Regions from separate parts of the Mus musculus genome. Here region 2 is linked to region 1. The links are chromatin contacts, found by Hi-C or POLR2A ChIA-PET in ENCODE. All regions are on one chromosome and are shown on one strand. Each heading gives the region's core, a stretch centred on a gene start or an enhancer-like site at or near the end of the contact. The rest is flanking DNA. Distances are from core to core; before and after follow the strand shown.

Region 1 (5,574 bases), core at 1,566-4,065:
TTTAGCCTCTAGTCACTGGCCTGGAGTTTAAATGTAATGAAAATATTAAGAAATTAGATTCTTCTTTATTAAATGTTTGAGTTTGTTTGTTTATTAGGTTCTGAGGAAACAGGAATTACAATAAATTTAAGAACAGCCTGGTCTACACAGCAAGTTCCAGGGTAGCTAGGACTACACAAGAAGACTATCTCAGAACAACAACAAACAACAAAAACAAAAAAGGAAGAAAGAAAGAGCTAGAGAGATGGCTTAGAAGTTAAGAAGACATACAGGGTGATCTTCCAGACAACTTGGGTTCAATTCCCAGCACACACATAGCAGCTCAAAACTGTCTGTAGCTCACACCCTCACACAGGTATACATGCAAGCAAAACACCAATGCAGATGAAATAAAAATAAATAATTTTTTAAATGTGAGAGAAAGACAGAGAGAGGAAAGCAAAGGTATTTAAGAGAATGCTAGGGACGGAGCTCAGTGACAGATGCCTGCCTAGCCTTCACAAGACTTAGGTTTGATGCCCAGCACTGGAAACACAAATACATTTAAAAAGTGACATGGGCTCAAATAAAAAGACACCATGCTCCCTGTTCTTTTTCCTTTGGGACTTTACCCACGGAGTTTCTTTCCTCCCAGCAAGGCCTTTCCGAAAACATGTTCATACACTAGCTGAAAACATCTTCAAATTTGAAAACAGGCTCTCCTCTATTTTCATACTAGATAATGAGACGTTGCCGTCATTATTGGATACTCACACACTGGTTTTACAACCAAAGTGTTCCATGTGAGGTCTGTATATCCTCAAGGGTCTCATACTCCCGTTTGCGACTTAAGGCTCACACACCGGGCAAGAAGGAAAGCGTATAAGACTATTACAATACAGGTCCATAATTCAAAGATCTAGCTTAAAGTCTGTAGCAGTAGGTAAATGTGGGGAAACAGGGAAGGATAAAAAGAATTCTGTTCCCCAATAATATATAAGGAAATATGTGCCCCATATAATAAGCATTCCATAAACATTTATTGGAATATATTGTATTAGACATGTGAATAAATAAATGTTGAAATGTAAATCCTTACTAGTTTCCTTTGGTGTCTCTCAGATGAGAGTTCTATAGAAAAAAAAATCTGAAATATAGCATGGAAAGGGAATAGAAAACCCAGCAAATGAACAAATCCTTCCCATACTGTATGAGGGGCAGTCTGATAAAGAACAAAGCAATTAACTTAAAGCCAGAGTAAGGAGTTCCACCACAATCGAGTATCTGGCCAATTTGCTACTGCACCCACAAAACCTCCTACAAAAATGACTTGACCTTGCTTTAGGGCAAAACAAACATTAGCATTTCATCTTATGGAGCACTCACACAAGCAATGAATACTTCTGCAAAGGAGACTTTCACTAAATTTCACCCCTTTCTGACTTAGAATAATACTAAATATTTTTGCAAAACCTGATTGAGACCAGGAAAATGAGCATCACAATACCTGCCCCAACTGGGGAAGCAAAATATATTTAAAATGTCACACATTCCTTAGCTAAGTCCAAGACTTTTTGATAAAGAACCAAAATTATGCAAAATATATATAAAACAGCTCAAATATTTTGTAGAAGGCATTAAAAAAACTTTTCTTAGATTACATCTTCACAGGAGAATTACAAATACTGACAAAAAGGAAATGATTTCATAGTGATCCTTTTATGTACCGAATGCCTCTTTCAAAAAGTTACATAGTTGCAGGGGTAGCGCAGGATAAATATAAAAGCCGGGTTTTTCCAAAAGTAGGGTTTGAGTTATAACCCTCAGCGCTCAAGGATTCTTAACTTCCAGTAATCTGCGAGGAGCGCAGCTCGCATTTCTCAAGCCTGCTATTGCTAACAGGGATCCGCGTCGAATAGCGTCGCAGTGGATGCCCCGCATACCCTCCCCCCGCGTCCCCCTCCCCCGCGCAGGAGAGCGCACAGAGCTCCAGAGCAAAGCCCCGGGAACTCACAGGCCAGCCTGTGTGAGCAAAGGGAAGGAAATGACACAGGCAGGAAAAAAAAAAAAAAAAAAAAGCAAATCAAGGAAAAGACACAACAGCAGCTGGGCCTGCACCAGGCTCCAGCCCCGGCCCCACACTGAGCTCCGGCTCCCCCACCCTCAAGCTCGCGCGCCAGCTCGCTGGGGACCGCAGTGGGCCGCCCGACGGGCCTCGGTCCCGCAGACCCCTCCCCGGGATACGCCGGCCGCATGCCCGGAAAGAGAGTTGCCGAGTGGGTTTGGCCGGTAGGGCACCCCCGGAGGTAGCCAGAACGGCGCCCCGATCGAGGCACCGCGGAGAGGCGAGCGGTCCGCGATCCTCAGCCCCGGGCCCGGCGAACTGTCCATGCCTTGTCAGGCGGCGGCCCAGGGTCCTCCTCCCCTCAGCCTGGGGCGGGGCGTCGCGAAGCAGCGCGGGCACAGGCCGGGGCGGTGGCGGTACTCACCCATGGTGGCGATGGCGGAGGCGGCGGTGGCGACTACAGCCCAGAAGTGTCACCTCCGCAGCCGGGGCTGCATGCCGGGGGAGCGGGCGGCGGGGACGGCAGCGGGCCTGGCTCCGCGCGGGGGCCGTGGGCTGCGCTCGGGGCCCCCGCCGCCTCCCCAGGCTCCGGCTCCGGCCGCGGCCGGGCGCTGTGGCATGAGCAGGTTGGCCCGCTACATCCCCGGCGCTCCCAGGCTCGGCCCAACCCGGCCTCGGCGGCGCCACTCGACCGGGCCGCCTGCGAGTCCTGAAGTCCAGAAGACGCTCCGACCGGCCACTGTTCTCCACCTCAGGAACGCTCCGAAAAACAAACCGCTGGGCGCGCAGCAAGCCTTGCAGCCTGTCACTCATGCCAGCATCTGCCAATCGCATGCAGCCGCTGGGCCTTGGCACTACCCCCACTCTCATTACCAGCCAATAACCAGGAGGAAGTCAGATACTCCCGCCTCCTCCTCCCCGCTCTCTCCCAACGCCCTCACTCTCATCCGCCAGCTAATCACGACGGACCAATCCCGCCTACTCTCACAGGATGCCAATGGGCGAAGTCAAGGCGATTTCCGAGGGCTGGCTAGAGCCTGCCAATCACTGAGACAGCGCCCGTCCTCTCGCGCCTAGCCAATCACGGAGAGAGCGCTGAGTACCCGCCGCGGAGTGTCGCTAGCTGGCGCTCTCAGCCTCTCTGGCCAAGGTGTGGGCTGCTCCAATCACTGCTCCGGCTTGAGGCTCCGCCCACAACCCTCTGCTCAGTTGCGGAACCCTCGGCGGGCGCGCGGGCTGGCGCCGTTCCCCTCGGCGGCTACCCCGGCCTGGCGCCTTGCAAAGTCGTCTTCTGTAGAGGCCCTCAGAAAAAGAAAACCTTCGGCCCTATGGTTGTCGGTTGTTGGCGACCTCGAGGTGCTGAGGTGTCCGGCCCCTGCTGGGGCAAAGTGTCTGGCGCGGATTGGGCAGGGAAGGTTTGGCTCGATGCTTTCAGGCTACTTGAGCTGCGCGATACCCTGAGTAGCCTCGGCTTACAGGCAGGGGGATGGTCTTGTTACTTCTCTCATCCCCCTGGGTCTCAGACCTCCGAGGCCACACCTGATACTCCGTCTTCAAAGGCTAGGCTAGTGCTGGAATGTGGGTCCCCACATTCTGAGTTCTGCTAGAGTTGCTTTTGGACAAGTTTTGCTCTTAGAATTATAAAAGCGAGACACGTTTTTAAAAGAAAACTTAAAAGTGCAGGAAAACAGAAAGAAAAGCCCTACCCTGAAGATAGTTTTATCTATTTCCTACCTAGATATGCAACGTTAGACAAAAAATAACTTCATATTGTTTTCTGGTGTGCTTACACTTTTGTGCTTCCTGTGCCACTAAATATTGTCTCAAAACAATTGTACTGGCTGTGTGATCTTTCAAAAGAGCATTGTGATTAACTTTTTCAACCTCCATTGTTTCAATAATTCATACACCCAGTCTTAAGATTCCAACTCTACCACAGTTAGTGTGGCTTCCCTTTCTCTGGAGACAGTTCCAATGACATATTTCAGATTCCAGAAAAATCTGATGCCATTTTCAGTTGTCATTTAGAAACACTTACCTTAGGAGGTGGCTTTGGAGTATCAGATCTCTTAAGGAGTGTCTTACGCAATTCTTTTTCTTCATCCCCACTCTCAACCCATACTATTAACTTTATTGTCCTCTCTCTCTCTCTCTCTCTCTCTCTCTCTCTCTCTCTCTCTCTCTCGTGTGTGTGTGTGTGTGTGTGTGTGTGTGTGTGTGTGTACGAGGTGTTTGTTGTTTGAGACAGAGTCTCTAACCTAGACTGTCCTGGAACTTTTTTTTTTGTTTTTTTGTTTTTTTGTTTTCCGAGACAGGGTTTCTCTGTAGTCCTGGAACTTCTTTGTAGTCTGGTCTGAAACTCACAGATCTATCTGCCTCTACCCCCTGAGTACTGGGATTAAAATTAAAGGCCTGTGCCACTGTATCTAACTCGTTTTTCTTCAAACTCTCAAGTCTCATATTCTCACTTGATTAAGTCCCTAATTTATGCCGGGTAATGATGGTGAACGCCTTTAATCCCAGCACTTGGAAGGTAGAGGCAGAGGCAGGCAGATTTCAGAGTTTGAGGCCAGCCTGGTCTACAGAGTGAGTTCCAGAACAGCCAGGGTTACACAGAGAAACCCTGTCTCAAACAAACAAACAAAACAAAGAAGTCCCTAATTTACTGAAGTGCCTGAAATAGAATAATCTTTTTTTTTTTTTCTGGTGAAGAAACAATAGGGAAAAACACCAGCTATTTACTAGATCCCAGCCATGTAATCTCACTTAGCCTCTCCAATGACTGAGCTAGTAAGCTTCCTCTTTCTGCCTTTCCTTCAGATGCCTTTCTTGTGAATTCGATTCCCACTGTTTGTCCCTCAGCCACTGAAGTCAAACATTTCCATGCTGCAGTTACCCTGTGTGCTGAGGATTCCAGCTCAGGCAGGTCTTGGTTCTAAGCTCCCGAGGCAACATTCCTGAGCATTCCACAGGCACCTCACATTCTACAGGTCCAAACTGAACCCATCGCTTCCCTCCACTGTTCACATTTCCTCTGCTCATCAGTTCCCCAAGGAAGACACCGAGTGATCAGGTCTCCAGTCCTTCTGCCTCTCTTTCACCCTAGCTCCGCTAGCCCAGTTCAAACCATCAACATCTCTTACTTCATTTACTTAAAGTGTATTCACACCACAGACTTTCTATCAGAAACATGATCCTAGAGAACCCTATTTACAAATATTATAACCCATCAGTTTTAAGATGAGTCAAATAGGGGCTGGAGAGAGAGCTCAGCAGTAAAGAGTGCTTGTTGCTCTTGCAGAGAAGAGAGCCCAGGTTCAGTTACCATCACCCACATTGGTCAGCTCACAGCTGCTTGTAAATCCAACTCTAGGGGATGGGCCCTCATTTCAACTCCACAAGTACCATGCATGCATGTTGTCATACACAAATATAAACCAGGCACACGCATGTACCGATCATTTAAAAAAAAAAAAAAAGAATCAAATGTGAAAGAGGTAACAAAGTATTCTCACCCCAAGTCCATGCTG
Region 2 (5,574 bases), core at 1,422-3,921, 48 kb after region 1:
CACTGTCATCTTGCTGACAGCCAGTCCTTCCTCCAGTCTCCCCATGCTCTGCCATTCTGTGCCTCGTCTGTCCCCTACCTTCAGAGCCTTGTGCAGTCACTCTTCACAACTTCCTCCAACCTGGGAAACGAAACCCTAGAGAGGAGAGCTACGAAGCAGGATCTTTAACTACATATCTGAGGGTTTTGTTCACGCACTGAAAAAAAAAAAAGTCTCCCAGACTGGCCTTCAAATCGGAACCTGCTGAGATTTCAGGCACGTCACCATTCTTGGCCTACTTTTCCTCATTTTTATTTTTTGAAAGATTGGTTTTTAAATTGTTGTTTATGCATAGAAGGTGTCTGACCACCTTGTGGACATCTTTTAAATTCTCATTCTCTCTTCTTTATGCATGTATGTGTACTTCATGCATGCCTGTTGGCTCCCCTGGAACTGGAATTGGGACACCATGCGGGTGGTAGGAATTACCCCTGGTTCTCTCTAGACCCCACCTGATAATCATAACCACGTTCTCCCCAGCCTGTGTGGCTGTGCATGAGCTGCCTCTGCGCCTCAGTTCAGATGAGGTAGGGAGTCAGATAATTTAGTTAGAAAACTTTTTTATTCTTGTGCTGGGGATGGAACCCAGGGTCTCATGCATGGCTGATTTTGGTTATATCAGCAGCTATGGGAAAGTGATTAATGACTCCAAGTGTTGGTTGATTTGAATAACACAGACGTGTTTATCCCACACTCAAACACGTCCACTGTGGTGTTCCACATGAACACTGTGTGTCCTAAAGTGGAATAAATTTTCTTTCTTCAAGGAGCTTATGATAACAAACAAAGGAGATATGGCACTTTTATTTTAGAAAAACAAAACCCACAAGGTAGTGGGACACAGTGGCATATGTTGGTGATCCCTGCATTTGGGAGGTGGAGGCAGGTGGGCCACATGAGACTGTCTCAAAAAATAATAACCTCATAAGACACTATGCACACCAGGACCCTGAAGCCCAGCTCCAGTTTTACTGCCACTGTGGGGGTAAAAAAAGCCACTAGAGAGGAGACAAGAAATAGGGCTCTTCACTAGGAAAGGGCGGCTCGGTACACACTCCCTGGGACTGTAAACTGCTGGTGTATGTGTGACGTCTAGACAATCAAAGGCCATCCTTTTCACCCTTTTCTCAAAGAAGATGCCAAAAAATGGTGACCCTTTCCCAGAGAAACACATGTGCTCCCGAAATACCATAAACAAACCTAAAATGCTCAAATGTTTTCACCTGACCCTTCACATATAAAACAGAAGCCCTCTCCTAGATCACTGTGGGTCAAAAATAATAAAATCTGGTTTGTTCAATGCCTTATAGCTAAATCCTAGACCACCTACTTCTTCCACTGCTCCCACCATCTTGTCATTTGTCTCCAGTCTGATGTTCATAAGAGTAAGGCAGAGTACTGGCTATAAATACCACTGGCCAAAGCTTTCAGTATCTCTGATTACTGTCATTCATTTTTTTTTTTTTAACTCAAATTACAACAAAAGAATGAAGGTAAGAGATTAGGGAAAGAAAATTCTTCTCAATACTTTCAAACCTATACCCTGCATATAAAAATTCTCTCCTTCTGCCAGTGTTTTGATGAAGTGATGATGTCCAGCAATGCTGCAAATGAATGTGTAAAGAACCACGAAAAGAACAGGTCAAACGTCATCTTTCTCTATTCAGAAATAATGGCGGGATAATGCCACAGACTAAGGTTTCCAAGGATAGGCTGTTTGGGGGAGGGTGAACATCAAGGAGCAAAACCAATGACCAATGACAACCTAGCATTAGGGCTCTGTATCCATGAGAAACACCTGAGATGGGGAAGATCTTGCAATAAATAGCCCTAACAGAAATCTCGCGTGGCCAGGAATGCACGACCACCAATCCAAGCGCCGCATCTTCCTCCACTGCCTCTCTCCCGCCCCCCACCTAGCAACAGAAGCACTGCGACAGGAGTGGGGGAAATGAGAGGGACGGAGGACATAGCTTTGGGGGTGTGACTCCGATCTGAAACCTGCTACTACCATCGAAAATCTTATCTGCCTCAGGCATGTCACAACACCGTGCCTCGGTTTCCCCCGGCTGTCAAAACTAAATAAGAGGCAACGAGTGTGACAACCTCAGCGACAGGACCACAGAGGACCCACCCCCTTGTTGTGGTCAAGGCGAGTTTGCAGGAGAGTTGTGGGGACCGGGGCTGCCGCCCACCTCGAGCGTTCCCCGCCGGCTACACGCTGAGCCCCGGCACAACTCACCTTGTTGTTGTACTCTTCCACGAAGCTGCCCAGCGCCAGGCGAAAGCGCTTGTCCGGCCGCACGCTCCAGTTCATGGCGTACACAGTCCAGGGCGCTTCATATTTGTAGATCTCCTTCCGTTTGCCGTGCAGGGACATGGTGGCGGCTGGGCCGCAGAGCCGGCCAGAGAGGCAGCGGGCTGGGGCACAAGACAGGCGGGGACCCGGGCTTGGGTCCGCGGGTCCGAGGGGAGGCGGGGCCGGGGCGGTCAAGAACGGCCTAGCCCTCCAGCGGGTCCTCGGCTACACACACTCACACTCGGCCGGGCCCGACCACCAGTTTCAAACCAGCTCGGGCAGCGCTACCACCTTCCGTTTGGGATGCCGGCCCGCCCTCTCGGAACGGAAGCCACGCGACCCCGCAGCGGCGACGAGCGTTGGCTGCCGGGTACGTCCTTTCCAAACTGTTCCTTCTTTTCATTGGTCGACACAGTTGTAGCGCCCGCGCCCTCCTTACTATTGGTGAAAATGTTTGTCATTCTGCTCATTAGCCCCGCCCAGCTCCTGGAGGCGGGCTCTTTTGAAGTCCCAAAGATCATTGGCTACCCAAGATGTCAGTCAAGGGGATAACGGCGCAGTGCGGGTGAATGGGGGCGTGGGTGGCATGGGGGCAAGTGTGCCCCTCTACTGATCCAAATTCTAGGCCAAGAGTAAAGCCTGCTATTTCTCCTCTGCTGCTGCTGTTCTGATCACCTCTCTCCACTGACAGTAACTGTCAAACCTACCTTCATGGAGGACCACCTGCGTTTATTACATCTCCCTATGTCCGGCGGTCCCTCAGTCTTTGCCAAACGGGAACTCTCTCCAGCTCCAATGCCCACCTTTTAACTGTTCTCTTTCAGGCATGATAGAAACGTCCAGGGACAGGCTAGATTGATTAAGGCTTTCCTGCGCTTTCCTACAGACACTAAAGAGACTCCTGAATTCTGGGATCGATTTGCAAATGACCTGGCTATTAGTCACTTACCTTCTTCCTCTGGGATGTTCAGAAGCCAAATGGTAATCCAACTTTAAATGCTTATATGCCATGAGTTTGAAATGCAGAAAAACCTGGATCTAGGTACACCAATATAAATGTAAATTCTTTCAACGATATTGAAAGGGGTTGTATTGAATTGTTAGGCAGTACTTTAAAACACGTTAATTTTACGTGTATTTGTATGTGCCCGAGTATAAGTAAGTGTACTACATGTGAACAGTTGCCCACGGAGGTCAGAAGAGGCATTCAATCCCCTGGAACTGGAGTTAGTTACAGATGGGAATCCAACCCAGGTCTGCTGCAAGAGCATCCAGTGCCCATAGGGCTATCCTACCTCTCCAGTCTGTAAAATACAATTTTTAATGGATACAAACACTTGGAAGCCTTGAGGGACAATAGTATACACTTATCAACCATCTTTTAGTAATGGCCACCTGTATGAACAAGTCTACTGGGCACTTTTATTTTTACATAGAGCCTAGGCATGGTGTTACACACCTCTAATCCAGCTCTTGGGAGGTAGAGTCAGGAGAACCAGAAAGTCACTCTTATCCTGGGCTACAGAGCCAATTAGAGGCAGCCTGGGCTAGTTGAGAATCTGTTTCAAAATAATAAAAGTTAAAAGAAAATTAACTGGATACCTAGGTGTGTATTTTATTGAAACGTTTTATTTCTGTGCATATCAGGAAATTTGGTCCATAGTTTTCTATTGGTTACATCATTTCTGATTTTTCAGTGGGTTAATAATGGTCTTGTAGTACAATCTTAGCGGAGGTCTATCTATCTATTTTACGGAACAGGTCTTTTTTGTTTTGTTTTGTTTTTTCGAGACAGGGTTTCTCTGTATAGCCCTGGCTGTCCTGGAACTCACTTTGTAGACCAGGCTGGCCTTGAACTCAGAAATCCGCCTGTCTCTGCCTCCTGAGTGCTGGGATTAAAGGCATGCGCCACCACGCCCAACAGAAAAGTTAACTTTAACGTTTTAGCTTGTATAAACACTTGCGAATGTGTGCTCATAAACTCACTAACAGACTCTGGGGCATCAAATAGAAATTGCAAAAGGAAGGAAAAATGGGCTGAGGAGGACAGATTAGAATTATCTGACAAGCAACGATGTTTTAACAGGTCTCTCAAGCGAGGCAGTGTGGGTTGAAACCGTGTTCTCCTTTTTCTAGTGTGTTGAGTTTAACTTTTTATTGAAATGTCATTTACATATGGGAGCACACATGTTTTTCTAACCGGAACACATCACCAGAGCAGAAAGCAAATACTGACGTGCCCAGAAGGCCTGCTCACACTCTGGTAAGTGCCATAGTCTCTCTGCTACTGACCCAAGACCTTTCATATGAGGATAGTAAAACCAACTTCCTAAGGCTATTCTACGGGTTAGAAGGACAACCATGTGCAGGAGAGGATGGTGGAGGGCTGGACAAACACCGTCTCTGGCCATGATTCTCTGTGGACACTTAGGAGGCTGAGTCTGTTTCCCTTCAGCTGGAGACAGCTTCAGGCTGTGGAGCCCCTGCTCCTAGCTGAGACACCTTCAGGTCTCCAACAGGTTGGGTGCGGGAAGGGTTTGGAGAAGGTCCCAGCATAGGCACGGACCTGAGGATGTTCGGGTGGGTTACACACCTAGCCCAACATGAAATGTTCAAGGCTTTATTAGTTATGTGGTACTGCATGTCCCAGATATCGTTATGGGACTCTCGGGGGCTGAGGGGCTGAGGGCTGCAGCTCTTTCTTTTATGTCCACCACAGAGGAAACCTCTAATTCCAGCCATATTAGAGGCTTTTGGTAAAGATCTGGTCAACCCTGGCCTTGGGTCTGAGCTTTGGAGGCAGAGGGTGGTTCTGATCATGTGCGGCCCCAAGCAAGACTCTCCCGAAGACCCGAAGCATCTCTCTTCTCCACTGACTCTTACATCCTGTGAGCTACCCCTGAGCAGCCCTCTGCCTGGCTTGCTGACTATAGGGACTCCCAGGGAGGCTGGGCCAAGTCCCAGGCCTCTCTGCTCAGGCCATCCTGGTCACCTGGTTCAGCAGTCTGCAGTTTTTCAGAGAAAATGGTTTTCAGAGTTTTATGGGAGAGCTGTCTGGCCCTCCATGGAAGGGGGCTTAACTCTCACCTCGCTGTATTTAAATTCCCTCATGGTAGCTTTTATCCCGGGGTCTAAAGGGCCTAACTCCTTGTGAATCCAGGATCTGAACCGTGTCTCTGGAATTCCAGCTGCTTGGGAACGGAGCTGAGGTGTTCAGGGAGGGAGGAAAAGTGGGG

Evidence for each region. Hi-C counts contacts between places; a loop is a spot of excess contacts on that map. ChIA-PET counts read pairs that join two places held with the same protein, here RNA polymerase II (POLR2A).
Region 2: a map of adrenal gland shows a loop between it and region 1 (2.2-fold over the local background). The contact joins the promoter of Dcaf7 here to the promoter of Map3k3 in region 1. A Hi-C loop is called at or near these places in 4 of 37 maps with a recorded cell type or tissue (adrenal gland, gastrocnemius, heart and 1 more). POLR2A ChIA-PET finds 5 or more read pairs at or near these places in 4 of 5 experiments (Patski and embryonic stem cell).

What each region holds. Positions count from the first base shown.
Region 1 is chr11:106,081,828-106,087,401 of GRCm38, reverse strand. Map3k3 (mitogen-activated protein kinase kinase kinase 3) reads right to left here and starts at 2,815. Exons shown (of 16, transcript NM_011947.4): 1 at 2,469-2,815. The coding sequence starts at 2,472.
Region 2 is chr11:106,033,969-106,039,542 of GRCm38, reverse strand. Dcaf7 (DDB1 and CUL4 associated factor 7) reads right to left here and starts at 2,671. Exons shown (of 7, transcript NM_027946.3): 1 at 2,282-2,671. The coding sequence starts at 2,419. It overlaps Kcnh6 (potassium voltage-gated channel, subfamily H (eag-related), member 6), which reads right to left. Exons shown (of 13, transcript NM_001037712.2): 13 at 3,949-5,574. The coding sequence ends at 5,479.